Regions from separate parts of the Homo sapiens genome. Here region 1 is linked to region 2. A link is a contact called in ENCODE Hi-C or POLR2A ChIA-PET data. All regions are on one chromosome and are shown on one strand. The core of a region is the stretch at or near the end of the contact, and the rest is flanking DNA. Distances in the headings are between cores, read along the strand shown.

What was found. Hi-C counts contacts between places; a loop is a spot of excess contacts on that map. ChIA-PET counts read pairs that join two places held with the same protein, here RNA polymerase II (POLR2A). Pooled maps may share reads with other maps.
Region 1: a map with no recorded cell type shows a loop between it and region 2 (2.5-fold over the local background). The contact joins two enhancer-like sites. A Hi-C loop is called at or near these places in 1 of 168 maps with a recorded cell type or tissue (endothelial cell of hepatic sinusoid), 1 of 37 single-sample maps with no recorded cell type and 2 of 50 pooled maps. POLR2A ChIA-PET finds 5 or more read pairs at or near these places in 4 of 52 experiments (HEK293, PC-9, T-cell and 1 more).

The regions. Positions count from the first base shown.
Region 1 is chr14:65,459,093-65,465,022 of GRCh38, forward strand. The region is part of intron 2 of FUT8 (fucosyltransferase 8); the gene reads left to right. Among named protein-coding and RNA genes, the nearest start is that of MIR625, 9.0 kb to the right of the region's middle. RefSeq lists enhancers at 2,913-2,962, 4,687-4,856. Within about 2 kb of position 2,784, at least 4 of the 41 ENCODE cell types and tissues checked have a DNase peak (open chromatin) inside an H3K27ac peak, as active enhancers do.
Region 2 is chr14:65,565,425-65,570,708 of GRCh38, forward strand. The region is part of intron 3 of FUT8 (fucosyltransferase 8); the gene reads left to right. Among named protein-coding and RNA genes, the nearest start is that of MIR625, 97 kb to the left of the region's middle. Within about 2 kb of position 1,872, at least 2 of the 41 ENCODE cell types and tissues checked have a DNase peak (open chromatin) inside an H3K27ac peak, as active enhancers do.

The DNA of each region.
Region 1 (5,930 bases), core at 1,534-4,033, 110 kb before region 2:
AACATTTCTTAAATAGACAAAACATTTTAGGCAGAGTCAGAGCATTTTAGAGCTATTTCTGAAAGAGAATAGTTATCTGTTCAACGGGCAAATACAACACAGAGTCAAAGATAATGCTGTGCTCAGAAGTCATGATTTCTTCAGGATTTTAGGGTATTTAGATTTTAAACCACAATTCTAAGGTCAATATTTATGTAAAGTATTTATGAAAATAAAAGCCATATTTAAATTTAAATTTAATATGCTTTAATTCACATAAAATATTTTGAGGTTGTTACAAAATAAAAAAATTTAGATTTTTCTAGCTATATATTCAATATCAGCATATTTTTTGCATATTTGAAAATTGAGATTCTGTCTTGTACCGTTTAAATGGTAGCCTGTTTAACTTAAAATTAACTGCAAAAGAAATAAACAAAAACTGAGTTTTTGTAAATAATATTAAATTGAGTAATTTAACTTAATCCCACCCATTAGGTTAAGCAATGATCCCAGGATAAAGAGAGAGAGAGAATGATGAGTAAAATGAACCCTACACTGCAATGTCTCCAGATAGCTGTATGAGTAAAAGCTTACCATCTCAGCTCTTGGGTCTTTATTTTCTTATTTTAAAAAAAGGCGTTAAGGTCCACATTAAAGTCAGGTATAATTGGTAAAGTTTAAAACTGCTAGTCTCTTTTATTTCACGAACACTGCCAGGCCTTGGAAATTATTGATAAAACTTGATTCACTGTGAGAAACAGTCAAAAAATAATAAAAAAAATAGCATTTTATTTTAAAGTTAAAGAATAATAAAATAAAAATAAAAACTTGCTTGAGATACTTTTCTAGAAATGGAACATTTTACAATGAAAATAGGATCCAAACATATAAGTATTTACTTTTGGATATTTGATAGATAGGCTTGTTATAAGATTGTGACTCAGCTGAAGTGGTTTTAGTTTATACAGATTTTTGAGAGAAGAAAGTACACCTTTTTGCTCTATATGTTTTCTCTGGAAACATCTCATTGTATTGTACCAATTTTGTCTTGATTCTCTAAGAATCTTTTTAGTCTTTTAGGACAAAGGAAATAGGTATTGAGAGACATTTCTCTTCAATCCATGGATCTCTTCTGTTTCTGCACATTCGCTGAGCAGAGTACTGATAGCTTTTGTTGGGGGCTATCTTTTTCAAAGAAATCTGTTTAGCAAACAGCCTAGGAAGATAGAAATAGTGCTTCCATTAGGACAGATGGCACATTTCTTTGCTGTCCAGGATAATTAAGATAATCTCTCTAGGGAAAAAGGTTGGGCATATTTGCTTGTAGCTCCTTTTAAAGATTGGAGTTTCATTAAGCTCAGGTTTTCTTGTCCTGTAATGCAACCCACAGTATGTGCACTTGGTTTTCCTTTCATTGGCCTTTAGGAATTAGAGCTTGAGGAATCAGTAAAAAATATGGTACTCTGTCTATGCTATTGTTGTGAGTAGTAAACTGTTCTTTGTTTCTGATCTAGGAGTGTCATAACTTCTGCCAGGATTATCTGATGCTAGCTTACCAGCTACACTACTAACACATCCTATTGATAAAACAAAGCTGAGTTCATTGCTTATTGTGGTAAGGGAGAACACCTAAAAAAATCTTTGGTAGGGTCTTAGAGAGGTCAAAATTTGAGAATTTGAAGTTTGTTTTAAGTTGGATCTTTCAGTGGTGGCGATGAGGCTTGATTAGGATTGGGTAGGTATCATGATAAAACAGTTTAGGTTTGGTGGAAACAGTAAGATTTTGAAAACTGCCGAAGAGTTGATGGGTCTTTCCAGAAGGTCTGTAATGAACAATCACATTATATTTCTGCTGTCTCCTAGAATAGCAGTTATGCTAATTAAGACAGTGGACTGGTAAAGTCATGTTAATGTACCTAGAAAGCTGTGTGTGTGTGTATTAGTTTTCTAGGGCTGCTATAACAAAGCACTGTAAACTGGGTGGCTTAATATAGCAGAAATTTATTCTTTCAGTTTTGGAGGTTAGCAGTCTGAAATCAAGGTGTTGGCAGGGCCACACTCTCTCCGAAGGCTCTAGGTAAGAATCCTTTCCTTCTTCTTTTAGCTTATGGTGGATGCCAGAAATCCTTGGTATTTCTTGACTTTTGGTAGCATAACTCCAATCTCTACCTCAGTATTCACATGACATCTTCCCTCTGTGTGTGTTTGTGTTCAAATGTCCTTCTTATAAGGATTCCAGTCATGTATTAGGGTCCATCCTAATCCAGAATGACATTATATCAACTTGATTATATCTGCATAGACCCTATTTCTAGCCGTTACACATTTTGGGAGGACACTTATTTAACTCAGTATAGGGGACATGTAGTTTCAGTCTTCAGTGCCCAAACTGTATGTAGGTACAGTGTTTGCTCTCAGTGTCCATGAAACTATGGCAGACTGATGTTAGCTTGCATGTAGGGTAAAATCTTAGGTTCTTCAGAGTTCTTGACAACAGCATGGTATAGTAGAAAGAAAACCAGTCTGGAAGTCAGAGTACCTTAGTTCTGCTCTGTTAATAACTAGCTTAAGAAAGTTACTGTCTTCTTTAGCTATTAGTTTGTTACTGATACACCAGGAGTTCAGTCTAGGTCCTGCTGCTTGCTGCATAGAAAGCCAATCACTGAGACAATGAGTATTGCCAAGGAAGAAGGCTTTAATCAGGGGCGGCAGCTGAGAAGATGGGAGCTTGGTCTCAATTCCATCTCCCTGACTGACTAAAACCAGGGTTTATATAGCAGGGAAGACATAGATTTTAACAATGTGTAAGAAAACAGGAACTTGGGAGGAGGGGCGAGGAAGCAATAATGGTGAATGAGGGGTCTGGCATCTGGTAGGGTGATCTGGTTTCAGTTCTTTGATACTTTTTGTGCCAAAAGAACAGTCTGTGGGACTATTGGGTTTGTTTCAATTTCCTCATAGATAAAATTTGAGGCCTGAGGAAGAGAAGAGTAAACCAAATGATCTTTAAGACATTTCTAGTTCTCACATTCTGAAGTTTTATAATGTTGAGTGGCTGCTACATACTGTATTAATATTAGTCTTGTTGGAGTCACAAAAAGGGAATAGAAAATGCTTTAAGTGCTAATCAGATAGGCTCTAACTTGTGAATGTAGCTTGCGTAAATTAATTTGTTTATTTGGGTGAAGCTAATTAATGAAGACATTAGGTAAACATGATGTTTGCCCTGATCTCTCTGACTTACCATTTTGTTTTTCAACTTGAATAGTGTATTTGGAAGAAGAGCATTCTTCAGGTCACTTAAAGTTAGAAAAATGCTGCACTCTCAGGCTGAGTTCATAAAATGAAATAACCTTTCCTGAAGTGAATATGAGAATGTGGTTCCCCTTCCCCCTTCATTGCCCACGTTTGTCTGTCATGTCATTCTTGTGGTCAAGAGATTTTAGAAAAATTCTTACTAGAGAATGGTAATAGTACTGTGAGGTGGAGCATGGTGTTAGAATTCTAGGTGTAAGTGAATCATGTGCTATTGAATTTTCTTTGCGTTTTAAATAGGTCACTGTAGTATCGTATTTGAATTCTTTGTTTGAATCATGTTGAAAGTATGTAATAATTACTGCACAGAGATATTGTGGGCACTGAAAAATTCTTTGGTACTACCAAAACCCCCTGTGGTCATGTATGTGCTTGTTCTTTGAAGTTACAAATGAACAATGACTACATATTGATGATAAGTATAAATACAGGTTGAACCAATGTTTTTAGATCTGGACAAAAGTTACTGAAGTAGGAGAAAGGACGGATTTTTATTAATTCCATATGGAAGAAATTCAAAACCATATACCAGGGGGAGATAGGATTGTCTCACCACTTAACTTAAGGATCTTCCTGTATGTAGCCCTTCCATCACACACAAATTGTACTAAGTGTTTTCATAGTGGATATTTGGGCAATTCAGAGACTCTCACTACATGTTGTAACAATGGTAATGTATTTAATTAATTTTAGAAGATACATTAGAATATAGAATTAGCAGTAACACTCCAGCAATACCTGAAATAAAATGTGTTAAAACAGACAGAATATAGAAATTAAATAGACATAATTACAATAATAAAAAGATATACCTCTATCATATTTCTATTCACATTTCTATTCTAGTCAATTAAAAGAGTAGGAGAATTTTTTATCTTTCTTTATTAATTTTTTTGAGACAGGGCCTCACTCTATTGCCCAGGCTGGAGTGCACTGGCGCAGTCACGGCTCACTGCAGCCTTGACCTCCTTGGCTCAGGTGATTCTCCCACATCAGCCTCCTGAGTTGCTGCGATTGCAGGTGCACACCACCATGCCTGGCTAATTTTTTGCATTTTTTGTAGAGATGGAGTTTTGCCATGTTGCCCAGGCTGATCTTGAACTCCTGTGCTCAAGCAGTTCCCCACCTCAGCCTCCCAAAGTGCTGGGATTACAGGAGTCAGCCACCGTGCCTGGCTAATATATTTTCTTAGTGTTAAAGAAAAGAATGTTAAGGAGTTACTCAGAAAGTAACTTGAACTTTTGGTGTGGGCTGTTTTGATGATTGTTGGGAAGATTTTCTTTTTTTCTTCATTCCTGGGGCCATGGTGGCTGATCATCCAAGCTTGGATTAAACTCTGTTCCTTGTACTTTTCCTTCTCATTTTAGGTTTTGGAGTCAGTATACTTATATTACCAAGAAAATAAGGTTCCTCCAACTTGTAAGAAATATTTTCTAGTTTCAGAGAATTATGAATTGGTAAAGATTGAAAAAGATGGTATGGATGTGTTTGAATTATTCACTTTTATGGTGTATAGTCTTCACTTTCCATGTTGTGTTTTGTTGGACTCAAAGATGCTTGAGAAGTTAGAGAGATTCTCCCTGGCTCCCCCAGCCACCCCTGCAGCCCCACTGGGGAAAAAAGGAAACAAAGGAGGAAAACCGTGTTGAACACATATTTTTTCTTAAGCACCTATACTGGATTAATGTATTACTGTGAAAGTTGTTTAATTGGAGTTTTTTTAAAATAGATTTTTATTTCTTAGGGCAGTTTTAGGTTTACAGAGAAATTGTAATTTCTTACAGAGAGTTCCCAAATATCTCCCCCTTTTATCTTACAATCTGTAGTAATTGCTTATTATTTCCAGGAGTTTGTTGGTCAGTACTTTGGGTTTTTTTTTTTTTTTTTTTTACATAGATGATCATGTCATCTGCAAATAGAGAGTTTTATTTCTTTCTTCTCAATTTGTGTACCTTTTATGTCCTTTTCTTGTTTTACTGCATTAGCTAGGATGTCCAGTATGATGTTGAATAGGAGTGGTAAGAAGGGAAGTCCTTGCCTTGTTCCTGATCCTACGGGGAAAGGATCTGGTTTCTTACCATTAGGTATGGTGTTTGCTGTAAGTTTTTTGTAAATTTTATTTATCAAGTGGAGGAAATCCTCCTCTATTTCTAGTTTGCTGAGAACATGTAATTATTAACTGATGTAGAATTTTATCAAATACTTTTATTGCATCTATTGATATGATCTGATTGTATGATTTTTTTTTTCTGTTTCCTGGATTACATTAATTGACTTTTAGATGTTGAACCTACCTTGCATACTTGGAATATACTCTACTTGGTCGTGGTGTATAATGTGATTTGCTGAGATTTTTGAGAACATTTGCCTCTGTGTTCATGAAAGATATTGTTCTGTAATTTTCCTTTCTTGTAAGGCTGTTGCCTGGGCTTATGATCGGGGTAATGTTGGCCTCTGAGAATGAGTTAGAAGTGCTCACTCTGCTTCTACAGATTGTAGAATATTGGTATCATCTGTTCCTTAAATATTTGATAGAATTCACGAATGAATTATCTTGAGTGTGGTGCTTTCTGTTTTGGAAGATTATTAATTATTTATTCAGGTTTTAAAAATTGATTTAGGCTTATTCAGAT
Region 2 (5,284 bases), core at 622-3,121:
TTATTTCCATTTTGGGGCAGTTGTGAACAAAGTCACTATTAACCTTTGTTTCATAAACTTTTGTATGACCATAGTTTTTATTTCTCTTGGGCAAATACCTAGGAGTGGAACTGCTGGGTCATATGTTAACTGCATATTTAACTTTATAAGAAGCAACCCAGTTCTTTTTCTAGAGTACCTGTACCGTTTTGAAATTCCTACCAGAAATTCTTGAGAGTTCTACTTGCTCTCCTCCTACCCAGCATTTGCTATTGTCAGTTATCTTTATTTTAGTCATTGTAACAGATATATAATACTATCTCATTGAGGTTTCAATTTATATTTCTGTAATGAATGATATTGGCCATTTTTTTAATGTGTTGATTTGCCATTCATATGTCATCTTTGGTGAAGTGTTTATTCATTTCACCAAAGAATCTGTTGTCTATTTTAAAAAATCAAACTGTTTTCTTTTAATAAGTTCTTTGAAAAAATTATTTTTAAAAAACATATAAACACAAAATTATATTTATTAGTAATATAAAATATGGTATAATATAATAAAAAACAAAAACATGGTGGCATAAAACAATCATTTATTTGCTCTTGATTTTTCCAATTTGGGTTAACTTCAGCTAGGCTTTTTTTCTAATTATAAATAGGGTCACTCATGTGGCTGCAGTCATCTGGTGGCTTGGTTATGGTTGGGCAGTCCAAGATGACCTCACTTACATATTTGGCAATTAGGTCGACCATTAACTGGCTCACTTCCATATTTCTTTTCTGGAAGGATAGCCCAGATTTCTTACATGGTAGTGTTCCAAGAGGAAAATAGCAGGAATTGCATGGCCTCTTGAGACTGAGCATCAGAAGTAACACAGTGTCAATTCTGCCACATTCTGTTCATTGCAAGTCAAGAGGCCTACCCATATTCAAAAATGGAAGAAATAGATACTGCATCTTGGTTGATGGAACTACAAAGAATGTGTAACCGCATTTAACCTACCGTTCTCACCACAGAAGGGAAGTTGAATAGATTGGATTAGGTCAAATCATGGTGGGCTTATATAGCCAGAGTTATGTATAGACCCGATTGATAGATAATAGAGAACAATAGTTGGTTTTCAGCAGAGGAATGACACAGTGAAAATGGTTGAGGAAGATTTAGATTTTCAGGTGGATTTGGTGCATGTGCCAGATTGGAGTTAAGATATTTCTTGGGAAACTCTTAAAGTATTAATCTAGATAAGAGGTAATGCAACTTACACTGAAATTAATGATTGAATCAGTTGACTTTGATGCTTAGGTTTTCAACATGCCTGTATTTAGAGTTTCCCAGACATCTCTTTCTTTCTTGTTCATTGGTATCATGTTAGAACACATGTAGTGGGCCTTTAAAAAATTTAGAAATTATCACTTTCTCAGTCCTTTTATGCTTCATGTTCGTTTTGTTTCAAGTTTAATAATGTGAAATAGCTATTTGCTCACAGAATTTTTGCTCCTTGGGACTTGAACCAGCCATGTTGCTTCCTAGAGTTGAAATTTACCAGAAAACACCCAGAAAATTGTTGGTTTGTGCAGAAATCCCCTTGAGCAGTGAACCTCAACCTGGTTGGATGTCAATCTCATGGAGTTGTAAAATCTAAAAAGTGCTTAATTGACAACTTTCCTTTTAACCTAATCCTTGTTATTCTAGGGACATTTATTTTTGAGAACAGAACTTAAAAAAATTCAAATGTGGCTTTTGGCCTTTTGGCCGATTAATAGTTTTTTTGTTTATTTGTTTGGTCTAGGAAAGGAGAAGAGATTTCTTCTAGAATTTAGATGCTAGCTGTAAAACTGTAAATTTAAAAACCACAAAGAATGTATGATTAATTTCCGATTACCTGTTTTTCTGAGCTGTGTGTCATCTGCCAATACGGGTTACAGACAAAGCACAAATCTTCTGGTGGAAAAATTTGTCCCAGGCAACAGAAGTATACTGAGTTGGGTAGAAAGGAAACTGAAGTGGTTCTTCACAGGTCATGTTTTACTGTTGTTTGAGAAGATTGTGTTAAAAAGTGGGTTGCCTTTGTTCTAGTTGGTTGGTTGGAAGATTTTGCTCTAGACCGTCTTCTCTATAACTCCTAGTCTCTCATATAAGAAGTGTACATATATTCTTAAAGCCAGTGAGATAGATTGGAATGTGTACAGCACCTGCCATCTAATTATAACCTTTCATGATATCTGCCTTTTGCTTTTTCAATCTTGTATCCATTATTCCTCATGTTATCAAGAATATCTTATTTTTAAGATATAATGAAAGATACTCCTTCCCTGAGAACATTACAGTGGGAACAACATTCCTATCCTGATAGGCCTGATTAAGCAGATATTCTCTCCCTGGAATTTCTTGTAACTTTTTAACATTTTACTGGATTAAATTTGCTAACATTTTGTTTTGGATTTTTTCTATATAAATGAGCTGTTTATTTATGATTTTTCCTTCTTGTGATGTCTTTCAGGTTATCAAGGTTTATGCAGGCCAATTCTGTTCTCTGGAAAAGTTTATGTAAAGTTGATATTCATTTTCTTTTAAATATTATAATTCTACCAGTGAAGTTATCTGGGCCTGGAGTCTTTTTGTGGGGAAGGGTGGTGGCGAGGAAGGAGAACATATGGGAAGATTTTAGATTCTGGATTTCATCTCTTTAATATAAATTGGACTGTTCAGCTCTTTTTTTTTCTCATGTCAATTTTGGTGAGACGTGTTTTTCAAAGCATGTGTTCATTTTATCAGCATGTTCAAATGTTCTAGCTTAAAATTGTTCTTAGTGCCATTTTATTTTCTTCTCCATACTTGTATATCTATAGTAATGTCTCCTTTTTCATTCTTAATATTGGTTGTGTTTTCTCCTTTTATCTTGCTAACAGTTTATCAATTTAATTTGCTTTTTCAAAGAACCAACCTCTGTGCTTTTTTTTTCTTTATTGTATATCTGTTTTCTATTTTATTTTCTTTTATGTCCTGGAAAGCCTTAAATTTCTCTCTAAGCACAGCTTTCAGTTGTATTCCATAAGTTTTGATATTCTATTTTTGTCATTAATTTAAAATACTTTAAAATTTGTATTGTGATTTTTTTTTTCTATGACCCATAGGTTATTTAGTAGTTGTTACTTAATTTCCAAATTGGGCTATTCTGTTTATCTTTCAGATTTTGATTTCTAGTTTGTTCTTCAACCAGATAGAATTATATTCTATATTTCAGTTCTTTGAAATTTATTTAATGGCTTAGCAAATGACTTATGTTGTTGAATGCTTAAGAAATGTGTATTCTGTTGCTGAGTCTGATCTAGTATATATGTCATTTAAGTTAGGTTGGTTAATTAAGTTATTCAGATTTATTAATTTTTATAAACACTCATATTCTTTTATAATTGGCCACATATTTTTTCTTTCTAGTGTTCTTTACTCCTTCCTGTTATTCAGTTCTTTCATGTTGAATCATGTTCTTCAGCCTTAATAATATCCTATAGTATTTATAGTGCAGGTTTGATAGCAATAAATTCAGATTCTCTTTTTTAAAAACTTTATCTTTCATTTTGTTAGATATTTCTATTGAGTGTAGAATTTACTTTAGCAGTAATTTTTAAAAGCATTTAAAACATGTCATTTCATTGATTCCTGCCTTTCATAGTCTCTGAGAAGTCTGCAATTTTAAGAAGCGTATCTTTCTCTTTGGCTGAGTTTACTTTTTTTTTTGTCTTTGGTGTTAAGCACTTGACTATGAGTGCCTAGATATGGCTTTATTTGTTTTTATTCAGCTTGAAGTTCACTGAGCTGCTTAAATCTGGGAGTTGATGTATTTTATCAATTTTGGAAAACCCTCAGCTACTATTTCTTCAAATACTGCTTCTGAAGCCATTATTTTTTATTTTTTTCCTTATGGAATTCCAATTATATGTATTATTAAACTTATTTTTATGGTATCTCACATGGCTTTATGTGTCTTTCATGATCTAATTTCTCTTTGCACTTTATTTTGTATTATTTTCTATTGAACTGGCTTCCAACTTATTTCACCTGTCTTCTGTTTTGTTCATTGTGCCGTTAATCACACACAGTTAGTAATTTTTTATATTTTTTGATTCTAGAATACTCACTTGATTCTTTTTGATAATTTCAAATTTCTTTGGAAATTCTCCATTTTTCATCTGTCTTGTCCATGTTTCTTTTAATTTCTTAAATAGTTATTCTAATATAACTATTATATTTTCTCCTAATTTCTATTTCATGGATCACCTTTTGGTTGATTTCTTTTGATATTTATTTTGATTGTTAGTCAAATTTTCTGCCTCTTTGCATGTCTAGTGATTTTAAATTTAATATATTGTGTATAAAGGCACTGTGGAGGCTACAGAGGCTTTTCTCTGTTGGAGATTGGGCTTAATATTTCAATCCAGTACAATCAGTGATTGAACATGGCTGTGTTTTAGTTTTAGTAAAACCTAGCCCACTTTGTTTCTTCCTTGTTCCTCAGGTATAATTCTTCTAGGCTTTTTATTGACAATTTGGTAGATTTCTCTTCAGATTTGAAGTATAGGACATTTCTTCTGCCCTTCAGAGGTTTTGAGCTTTGCTCTTTGGTCTCTTGCTCCATGTAGCATCTAAATTTGACATACATTGAAGAGAAGACTAGCTGTGAGTTTAAGGTAGACCTCAAGCAGGACTTCATCCTGTAAATTTCGTAAGACTATGAGAAATTTCATTCTGTCTTAAAATTACTGTCTAGCCTTGGAGCCATAGAATCCAGCAAATCAATCATGGAGAAAACTGGCTATGTGTTTACTGCTCTTGCAGTTTCCAAATTTTCACACCACTCTTCTGTGTGATCCCTACCCAGAATCAGCAAATGCTTCCCAAGTAAGAACATAGCTAGTTCAGCCTGCTCTGGAATTTTAGTTAATTTAATCCCTCACTTCCACAGCTCTCTAATGCCTTTAAAAGGATTATATTTGCAAGTTTTTTTTTTTCTGGGAGTGGTGGGGAGTGCTTATTGTCATTATTACAGTGAGAATGAGAATAGGGTTTGCCATGTTATACTGTATTCTACTTATAACTACATATACTCCTACATATACTCTACCTGTATTAAAAGTGGAGTTCATTTATCCCAGTGTTGCTGACATACACGATTTCCATTAGTTCCTGTGCCTAGATCTCTGGAGACTTCTTGGTTCTTGCTCTTTTAATGACCTGGTTCTTCAGGCTTTCCTTTGATTCCCTTTTAACCTTCTATTGTATACCTTAATTGTGTGGTAAAGG